Regions from separate parts of the Mus musculus genome. Here region 2 is linked to region 1. Evidence: chromatin loops called from intact Hi-C (ENCODE). Cell type or tissue: left cerebral cortex. All regions are shown on one strand. Each heading gives the region's core, and the rest is flanking DNA. Links, peaks and the distances in the headings are about the cores only. Region 1 has its middle 75 kb from the start of Gm34637. Region 2 overlaps Gm34489 (a long non-coding RNA gene).

Region 1 (5,385 bases), core at 124-5,123:
TGTTCTATTTTAGATGTGGTACCTAGTGCTAACAATCTAGAAGTGGATACAGCCTTGGAGTCTATGCTAAGTTAGAATATAGAAAGCATGTAATTTCCACCAAACAATGGAAATGGGGGTGCAGCAGGAGCAGCACAAAGGATGGAGAGCACAGTAGAAGAGACAGATTATCTTATGGGTGTTTGCAGGCTTCGTAAGGAAGAGGAGGCTTGACTTTGGCCATTAGAGATGAGAGAGTATCTCCTAGGCAGATACAAAGGCCAGACATGCCTGCCAGCACAAAGGAAGAATGGCAGGCACAAATGTATAAGAGTAATAATGGGCCATAGTAGCCCATTACTACATCAAAAACTCGTGTGTGTGTGTGTGTGTGTGTGTGTGTGTATGCACGCGTGTACACTCCCACAAAACGGGGGTAGGGGAATGTTGGGTCTTGAGTGAGGGTGGAAAAATCAGATTGTTGGAAGCAACCTAGGAGTGGTCACAGACACTATGGCGCAAAGACTGGAGAGAAGGCCCAGTTGGTAAAAGACTTGCCCCACAGGCATGAGAATCTGTGCTTGAATCCCCAGAACCTATGTGAAAGCTGGCTGTGGAAGTGTGTGTGTCAGGGCATGTCATTCTTTCAGAACCCAAGAAACAGAGTCAGGAGGATTCCGGGAGCTCACCATCTTTTCAGTGAGTCCCTGGTTCCAGTGAGAGACCCTGTCTCAAAGAATAAAGTTTGATTGAGGAGGACACCTGGTGTTGACTTCTGAACCTACTCATCCACAAAGTTACTAATACCCAAAATGAAATGTGTCTGATCCGGTAGATCTGGACAAATCCTGAAGTTCTGCCTAGAGTTTAGTCTCTGCATTGGCATCATTTAATCAGCCTACTCTGTCCAGTTGTGTTTTCTCTAGAGCAGTGGTTCTCAGCTTGTGGGTCGGGATCCCTTTGGGGGGGTCACATAGCAGATATCCTTCATACCAGATATTTACAGTGAAAATTCATAATAATAGAAAAGTTATGAAGTTGCAGCCAAAATAATTTTATGGTGGGGGTCACCATAACATGAGGAGCTGTATTAAAGAGGTGCAGCACTAGGAAGGCTGAGAACTACTGAGCTAGAACTTAGTATTCAGATCTTCCAGCTTGTGTGATTAATGCATATTTGTGAAAAGAAACCATGGACTGTATTGGTGGAACATGAGCTTGTATAGACTGTACAAACGTCTTGCCAGACATTTGTTAGAATTGGTCCCTAACATCCCAGTCTCAACAAAACACCTCTAGTGGTCTTGAGACCATTGGACGTGGTATCTTCTGTGAAGCAAAGCAGGAGAAGATATGGAATTGGAGGAAGGGGAGCCTGCCTGGGTGACAGGGCTGCTGGACTCTTGCTGTCGTTGAAGTTTCTGTTGTGTGCAGGTTCATTTCCCTTCCACAATCATGGCTTAGCCCTGCTCTCTGCCTCACTTTATGCTAAAGAACAGATGAGATGATGCAGATAAAAGCATTTGGTGAAGGAAAGTCACAGGCAAGGAAAGGACCAAGTGCTGAGCATTGCATCAACCCAGAAGCCAACCAATAGGTCCTCTTCACTGCAGTACCAATAGTCATTGCTACAAGCACCTAAGTCCTTACAGAGACAAGTTTGGGCTCCTGATGAGTGCTGAGCTCTGTGTTCTATTCAGAAGAATAAGACAAGATCCTTGACTCTCAGGAATCCTTGCTGAAGAGACATTGGGATGGTGAAGTCAGTTCATCCATTCAGCATTAGGACTATGATACATTCTCCTGATGCGGTGACCACTCCAGGTGTCAGAGGTGACCCTTTCTTTGAAAACGGAGTAGTGAATGATAATTTCTGTCAGCTCAGGGAGTACGTGTTTGTTCAAATACCTCTACCACTGAGATCTATCCCTGGCTCAGAGAATGTCTTTAGGTCACAGGAACCAGAGTAAGGGAAGACTGACTGATACTTTGAATATTACCTGGGAGTTCAAAGAAATCCAAAACCCTTGGGCCTTTTCTTTCTTGGGATGATTCTTTGCTGAGAAGAGAGAACTATACTCTCTATATTGTAGAATGCTTAGCTGCATCCTTGGTCTCTATCCACTAGATGCCAGTAGCATGTTCTCCCTAGTGGTGAAGCCCAATATTGCTGGACATCGACATGTTTCCTGATGAACAAAATCACCTTGTCATTGACAATCATTGGGTTTCTCTTAACATGGCTCCAGTCTGCCACCCAAACACACTCGGGAATCTATCAGAAATGCTGGTTGCCAGACCTGCTGAGCTGATCATGTTTTACCACGCCCTACAGGTAGTTCTGGGAACATTAAAGACATAAGAGAGTCTTATGGCCCTGTTCCCAGGGCACCAGAAGATCATTTGGGAAACTTTGGCTGTGGTATATTGTTCTCCATCCTGCACCAGTGAAATCAGAGCACTAGCAGTTAGGACCAGGTGATTGCAAAAGCACAACTCAAGTTGAGGGCCAGTCAAGCCAAACACAGGAGGGATGCATCCAGATTTATAGAGGAAGCAAGCAGGGAAGAACCAGACCCTGAGGTTCTTGACTTGGCCACTAGGAAGATTTAAAGGTAACAGCCTGGACCCCGAGTAATTCCATACCTACACAGCATGTATAAATACATCTTTGATCAAGCATGCTGGTTGTGTGCAAAACACTATCGTCTCTCACATATCTGCCCAACAGATTTCACAGGTAAGTTTTAAACAATCCACTCTTTCTCATCTTCCGAGCACTGTGAGGAATCTGGGACACAGATGTACTTCATTTTTGTCCACTGTCTCCACCCCCAACACCCTAAGGTCAGAACATTTGTTGATTGCTTTTCACAGGGCACCATAGGTGACATGGTCCTATCAAGAAACAGCAGAAATGTCAGCACTCATATGAAAATGTATGTCATGGGTGATAACCCGTGTAGTCACTCAAGTACCACAGGACAGAAATAGCTGAAGGAGCTTTGGAAACTCTTTAGGGGAAGATAGGTGGTAAGTGGGCTTCACAAACTTTTCTCAGCCTCCTCACACACTGTACAAAACAAGATCAGAGCTTGACTCCTGGTGAAAGTGAACATTATCCATAGAAGATTCCCATACTCTGTCAGAACCCGAGTCCAAATGTCCCACGAACTGCTCACACCAATGAACTTAGTATTATTCCCAGTGTTCTGTGGAAAGGAATTCATCTCTTCTTTGCAGTTGTGCAAATTAAGACCCAGAAATATTTTACTCCTTCTTGTTCAGTTGACCTTTAAATGTATTCTGGATGTTGATACCTGAAGTCATGCAGTAGATACATGGTAGCTTTTGCCAGTCCAGATGGCCAAAATCGAAACAGACAGACAGACAGACAACATATCATGTGGGATTGAGCCAGTTATTCATTCTATACTTTGCAATGCTGGAGATAGGGTCTGAAAATAACATTTTCCAGCATGTCTTAATAGATGGTTACATCCTGATACCAGTGGGTGGCATGGGCTTCCATCTTGTTTTGGAACTCTTACAGCAACAATAGAGAGGTCCAGCCCTAGTGGATTTTGGTGATCAAGTGCATAGTGTGCTCTCTACAATACACTACACTTGGCATCAGTCACGTAGGGACTGCATGAACCCCAAGTCTTTATGTTTCCTGTGACCATGCTCTTGCCATACTTAGATGTCCAAGCACTATTTTGGGTGTTTGCAGAGACCCTGGGCACACATATGTGACAGGCGTTTGGTGGTCTTCTGTACCCCTTCTTGAGTTCTAGATCTTAGTAACCAAACTTAATTCCTTTTTGTTCTTCAAATCTACAGCTAGTCTTGGCTGGCTGAGTAAACTTGATACCAATTTTAGAAAATTGTGTTAGCTTTTCCATGCCTGTCTAACCCGTCTTAAATAAACTTAGAGTGCAATAACCTGGATTCTCACTGGATCTTGACTGATTTAAGTAAGTTAATCTTGGGGAAGGCTTTCTTAAGAAAGGAACACAAATGAAAATTAGATAATGAGGAGGAAAAATCCAGGTGAAGGAGGGAAGAAGGGTGGCAAGAAGGAGGAAAAACAGGTGCCAGATTCCAGCACTGTGAGGATGCTTGCTGCAGTGTGAAGTCACTTCCTGTAATGTGAGGACACTTCCTGCAGAGTAAAAGCACTCCCTGTGTGTGAGGGTACTTCCTGTACTGTAAAGATACTTCCTGTAGTGTGAGGGCACTTCCTGCAGTGTAAACTCACCTCATTACCAGAGCAGAGCATGGAATAGGGAAGAAGTAAACGGTTGGCATAGTATGTGGGGCAGACTGTACTTTGAGAGGTCTTGGGCCTCTCTTCAGGGTTACTCAGTATGTCCCTATAAGTGGCGCCATCCCATACATGTCCTTCAAAAGTTTTTCATGTGATGTCCTTGCCCAGCGGTGCCATAGTGATGTCTTCTTAACCATCAAAGACTGGGTGTTGTCTGTGGAGACATGTTTTAGAATCGATATGTGAAACTGAGGTGGCTATGGTTATCTATCAGGACAAGAGAGAAGCTCTCATGATGTCACCTGGAGTTAGAGCTTTCTGTTTAACCATTCCTGAAGTGAAGAAGTTGGACCATATAAAGGATTCTTAGCCTGGCATCTGAGACTTCTGGGTGATCATCCCTGGATGTGCAATAGGGATGACAGAGACCGGGTTTAAACAAAAGTGATTGTTCCACTACCTACACACTACTCCTTTGTCCCACAGGGAAAAGGCCGTCCCTCGTATTCTCTAGAGGGGTATGAATCCCCTAGTGCCTACAATAAATACACTTGCAGTGTTTGCCACTGACTTGAATTACTGGGTTGTTCGGGGAGCTGGGTTCTCAGAATTTCTGTCGCCTGAGAAGTATATGTTGATCATCTGGAGGTGGCTGGCCACTTCTCAGAATTGGCTTCTTCTCATTCACCAAGGCAGCCACTCCATTGCTTTGGTCGGTACTGCAAGTCTGGAGGCTACTTGTTCACTAAGACCTCTGAACCCAGTGAGGCAGCAGATGAGATGGCCCTATACTGGCCTTATCACTTGTCCAGCAGTTCGTGAGGCCACCATAATGCGCACAATCTCATGCACAGTGTAAGACTGCCTTTGGGAGGCAGATCCTGATGACTGGCCATTACCTCTACTTGCCTCACTGACCTGCAACCCTGGCAGACACTGCCATACAGATATTCTCTCTCCCCTCTCTCCCATTTCTTGCTATATAACAGAACTGTTTAGGAAAAAAAAAATCAAATCCAAGACAAACTCATTTTCCATTTAAGCGAATCGGGCTTGGTGTTGCAGAATAGAAATGATTGTCCTTTTGGCAAATTAAATAGGGTACCAGAGTGTTTGCCCTGAAACTGAAGCTGGAT
Region 2 (5,385 bases), core at 1-5,000, 160 kb after region 1:
CTGGCTGTTAACCTAGCTACAGGTTCAATGAAAGAGTCTATCTCAAAGGAATAAAGCAGAGATTAGTGGAGCAGGATATCTAATGTTGTCTTCTGGCCTCTGCACATGTACAGGTAGCCATACCCACATACACATGCATGCATATACCACACAAATACACCAAGAGGAGGGTAGGAGGAGAGAGGGGGAGAAACAGACAAACAGAAAAGAGGGGGTAGAGAGTCCTGTGCTCTCTGTTGGTTCTCTCAATAAACTAACTATATAGCCTAGGTCTCAAGTTCCTTCCATTACAAAGATCTAACTTGTTGGTTTTAAATGTTCTAAAAAGATGTGTGTTCTAGGTTGAGGTCATTATAGACCTAATAAGGGTAGTAGTCAGATATAAGTATATTTTGGAATGAATGTGCTATAACAAGTGCACACTTTGTGAATGGGCAACTCCTCCCATGCAGTAAGATCACATTGAAATGCAGGAGTTTCAGAATGAAGACTTGATCTGTGGGTAAAGCCTATTGATGAATGGGATTCTGATGTGCTCAGTGATACCAATGTTCAGCTTGCATGGACCAGTTCTTGCTCATTCCATAGATTGATATTTAGGTCCCCAGAGCGACTTCTCCAATATTGTATGTTTAGCAATTCAATTAGTCACTCCCCAGCGCTGCGTTCTAATTGATTATTTTTCAGTCTCTGTTGGTGATAAAGATAATAGATGTTTTTTGTGGAGTAAATTGGCTTCTTTACTTAATATCAGTTTCTTGGTGTCATTGCCCAGCAAATAAGTGGTGAAGCATGGTGCTATAAATAGCATTATGTTTGGAAGAAGGGGAAAAATAGCTGTGTTTCCTGACACCGCACATTTCACGCCATTTTAATTACCACAAACGTCCATGCTTGTCTCAGAGATGTGCAGAGAATTGGGAACACCCGAATATTTATCCACGCTGCTATGCCCACTGGCTTGGGATGCAGCCTTGCTCCGGTGTAGCCAGGCCTCTGCAACCCTCTGACACTGCAAGAACAGAAGGCAAACGTGCTGCTAGTGAATGTCAACCAGATGTGACTTGGAAATTTGTGCTGCTGCAGCCATGAATAAAAGGAGAGACACCTGTCTCCCCAAGATAAACAGTTAGAATCTGAAAAAAAAGAGAGAGAATGGAGTGCTGTAATTTTGCCGTTCAGCAAACACCTACACACATTCACACAGTTCACAATCCATGCAGTGTTAGAAAATGCACAGGGATAAGATTACTTTAAGGCATTTTCTGAATGTTAGATTTTTCTGTTTCTTTTTCCTGGGCAGGCAGATTTATTCTCTCCAGTAGCCAACATCTGTCCATTTTGGCTGTGGTTCCCTATCTTCTCTACCCCTTGTTCACCAGCTTTAGAACTTAGAGCCGCTGTCCTCTCCGTGAACGCTGGACCATTTCTAGCTCCTGGCATGCACTTTAACTTGAGAACTATGTAGAAATAATGTGCTCCAGCACTAGGAATCCAGCTATAGTCCTTCGTTCTTTTTTTTTTTTTTTTAATTTGGGATGAAAATTCTGTCTCATGTCCAGAAATCTCTATTGTTCCCAGTTTGTGTTAGCAATAGGAAAGTGTACACTGGTAGACACACATATGATTTTCTCGAACCTCTATACACCTTTCCCATAGGAAGAGAAGTCTAGATGGATTTAAACACAATCAAATGTAAAACTTCAGTATCTAACAATGCTTTAGAGCAGTTTTGTGGATTAAGTAGGAGATAGAGAGGGAAAAGCTTCATTTCCCATAGTAACATGGAAGTAATTTTTTAAGAAAAGGTGGAAGTTGAACATCTGAGGTCTAGAAAAGGCCCAAGGGGATTACCAAGGACGAAAGAAACCAAACCAGCACAGAAACTCAGCGACTTGGGAGGGAACGTTCATACCTGGCTCAGAAGATTCAGCCAGTGGACATTAGCTGATGGACATCCAGACTAAATACCAGAAAATATGGCAGCAAGGATGAATAGCAACATCACTCAAAGCAATTTAACTGAACATAAGCTTAATAAAAGCCATCAACTAGAAATAGCCACCTAAGCCCATATTAGGGCCAGAGAAGGGTTGTATACACTAAGACAACTTCTCTGTAGTCTATTAAGTGTGCATGGCTCCTGGAGGGCAAGAGGACCCGATGCATCAAGATTTGGTGTCCTGTGGCACCCCCAGCCACAGATGGCCTCATAGGAAGAGCTCTGAGGTTATTCCATCTCCATGCACAGCTCTCCCTGTCATTGTATAGGATAATTTTCCAGAGTATCACAGGTGACTCTTATTAACTCTTCAACAAAGCTTCATCCCAGCCCCAGGGAAACTTTGGCTTGAATATGTGATCTTAGTCCTAGGTGTGAGAGCTCCTTGTGTTAGCTATGTCAACATTATATGATTATGTTAAAAGTTTCTTTAAATTCTGATATCTTAGTCAATACATCACTCAGTAACTTTTTAAAGATTTATTTACTTTGCTATGTATAATTGTGTTTGACCTACATGTATGTCTATGCACATGCATGCAGTGCCTGAGAAGGCCAGAAGAGGGTATCACATCCCTTGGGACTGAAGTTAGAGGTAGTTGTGAGCTGCTGTGAATCAAACCTAGGTCCTAGGGAAGAACGGAGTGTAGCAAACTACAGAAGCATCTCTCCAGCCCTCAGCATACATTTTTATGTTGTCCCTATTGTTCTTTTTATGTATTAGCTAATCTCTCCAAAATCTCCTGGTTACTGACTCCTCATATTAGACTGCTTTCCTTTTTCAAATTGCTGTGTGGTTTTGTTATACTGATTGAATCCAGACTCAAAACATCCAGCAGCTGTACTGGGTGGACAGAACTTAATCAAGACAAACATGAAGGGGGAAGATGTACTAAAGACAGAATTAAAGCACTTAGATTCACATTTTCCATATTCATTATGTTTGGATCTTAAATACACCCTTGAAAGGCTATATGTTAAAGGCTTGGTCACCAGCTGGTGGCATTGCTGGGAAGTTGTAGACATTCAGGAGTTGAAGGCTGGTGAGAAATGGTAGATTGTTTGGGAAACATTAGGACCCTGGACCCTTGCTCTTTCTTATTTTGCTTCTTGCAGTTTCTTTGATCGCACACTCTAAGCCTGGGCCCAAAGGAACAGAACCAATCAACCACACACAGAACCTTCTGAAACCCTGAGCAAAAACAAACCGCTCTTCTGTAAAAGCAGTTTATTTGGCTGTGATCTTACAGTAATGGAAAACTGACACATTTATATTATTTTCAAGGGTAATATAGTAGTAGTAATAAACTAGTAATAATTACACATGATCTAATTATAGATCCCTTGGTGTGGAAACTGTGTCTGATTCTTTCACATGGCTTATAACATTATAGTAGGTAGTGGATGAGAGAAGAGATGCTACCCAACAATGGCCAGCCAATCTACTTAACAACAGCTGAGAGCTGAAGAGAAAGACCAGTTCTCCCTGCAGGACTTTGGCAGTAATGATATATTAACTTAAAAAAAATAGTGACAGTACTAGAAAAAAACATTAAGCAAATGGTATGAATGAACAGTATATGAATGGCATATAGCTAAGGGATTTCAAAACCTGTATAAGGTAGGTATTATGCCTGACACATGGAAGGGGTTCTATAATTTGTCTAATTATTCACACAACTAACAAGTGGCCTAAGCCAGTCTGTCTACACCATTACCACCCTTGACCACAACAAACAAGTCACAATAAAAACTCCTTCCAATGCTCTAGAGAAAGGGTCGATAGTGGACTTTACATGTTTCTACAGAGATAGTTTCTTTATAAATCAAATGCCTTTCACTGAGAGTCAGGAGGAAAGGTTTCCTGATTGACTTATTGAGTACCGAACTGTTCTGGGTACTTACTGACAAATTCTCTATCACTGGGGTCCTGCCTCTGCAGGGTACTTATCTCTTTTATATCCTCAAGTGGTTGTGGTTTCAAATATCTGTAAGGAGAGTTAGAATTTATTGGTAAGATTCTTGCTGGGGACCCCCAAAATAACTTCTCATTCTTTTGAAGATCTCTTTTGATTCTTGGCCATGAGATGTCATTGAAAAGTCAGTCTGGCTCTCTTCTAAGTTTTCTATGTTGAAGTACTTTTTATTCCGGAGATTTTAGAATCTAGCAACAATAGAACCCCTCTTGAGCTTTAAATTGACTTGACCCAGAAGGTGCTTAATGGAGTCTTCCACATGGAATGCTTCATTGCTCCAGTCTTTTTCTCCAAGACTCTACTCAAATAGGATGTCCATTCTTAGATGTCTCCAGTCTCTCAGTAGAGCAACAGTTCTCTGGTCTCCTCTCCTTGCCCAAGATTTCTGTCATAACTTTACATGATTCCCTGGGACTTAGGAGGCAGAAGTTGCTTCATACTCATATCCATTTGTCACAGCCTAATGTTATGACGAGGGGTTAGTAGGTGCTCAATGAGCGTGTATTATGGAAGTGAAAAACTAAACAGTGACTATATCATGATCTTCCCTAGTGTATATGCTATCTAAATGACTAGGACAAATCATATCACTCCTTTCTACTTATTGAGTCGTCATTTAAAATGAGTCAGTATGGTTAGATGATGTCAGAGAGCCTTCAATTTCTGGGATCTTGTGCGTATATGAGTCAGTAAACATTTCCTATATGCTGACTCTGAGTTTGCCTATGAAATCTTTAAACAGTCGAGACATTTATTATAGTACTAAATGTTAAATAATGACCTTGACACCAAAGTTCTCAGAAAACTCCTATTCATCTCACTTCTAGAGACTACTGGCTCCAAATGCTAATGAAATACTCTGGCTATGGGCGAGAGTCTACTGTACAGTAAGAACACAGCCACATTACCCAAGCAACCTTTTAGCCTTCCTGTCTCATCTGTCACAGCTTTGGAAGTTTTGATACCAACTTACAAATCTGAGCCCAGCATTTACTTGGCTCATATGACAGTGTGAGGAAGACCTACTACACTTGTCTTTTCCATTCTCATTGCTTAGTATAGTAAGGGACCAGATGCTATCTTGCTGCCTTTGTTTGAGTTGTTCTAAGAAACATCTGCCCATAATATCTATCGGAAATGTTCTCTTCTCCCCACTTCTATCCTGAGCTGAAGAGACCAGAAAAGCAAAGTTGAGTTTTTCCTAAGAAATGTACATTGAAGCATTAGCACACAAGGCCAAACTTGGAATTTATGAGAAAATGCAATTGGATGGAAGGTTAAGCTCACAGGGACATATGCTCTCATACCCAGGGCAAGCAGCCCAGACCCCCTTAAGTCCTGGGACCTTGGGCACCATTAGAGTATTATCACTGGAGGTTTTCCATTTATCAGAAAAGATTGCCATTA

The links. Hi-C counts contacts between places; a loop is a spot of excess contacts. Peaks named below come from ENCODE experiments on the same cell type or tissue, not always from the same donor. Only the 100,000 strongest peaks of a DNase experiment are listed, where the experiment ranks them.
Region 2: it touches region 1 in a loop (2.2-fold over the local background); 4 of 42 quality-filtered maps call a loop at or near these places.

The regions. Positions count from the first base shown.
Region 1 is chr12:12,592,345-12,597,729 of GRCm38, reverse strand. No RefSeq gene overlaps it. Among named protein-coding and RNA genes, the nearest start is that of Gm34637, 75 kb to the left of the region's middle. In left cerebral cortex, for the core only: a CTCF peak has its summit at 2,143 (motif pointing right); no DNase peak of the experiment used is centred there.
Region 2 is chr12:12,436,811-12,442,195 of GRCm38, reverse strand. The region is part of intron 1 of Gm34489 (a long non-coding RNA gene); the gene reads right to left. Among named protein-coding and RNA genes, the nearest start is that of Gm34489, 18 kb to the right of the region's middle. In left cerebral cortex, for the core only: a CTCF peak has its summit at 2,549 (motif pointing right); a DNase peak (open chromatin) is centred at 1,137.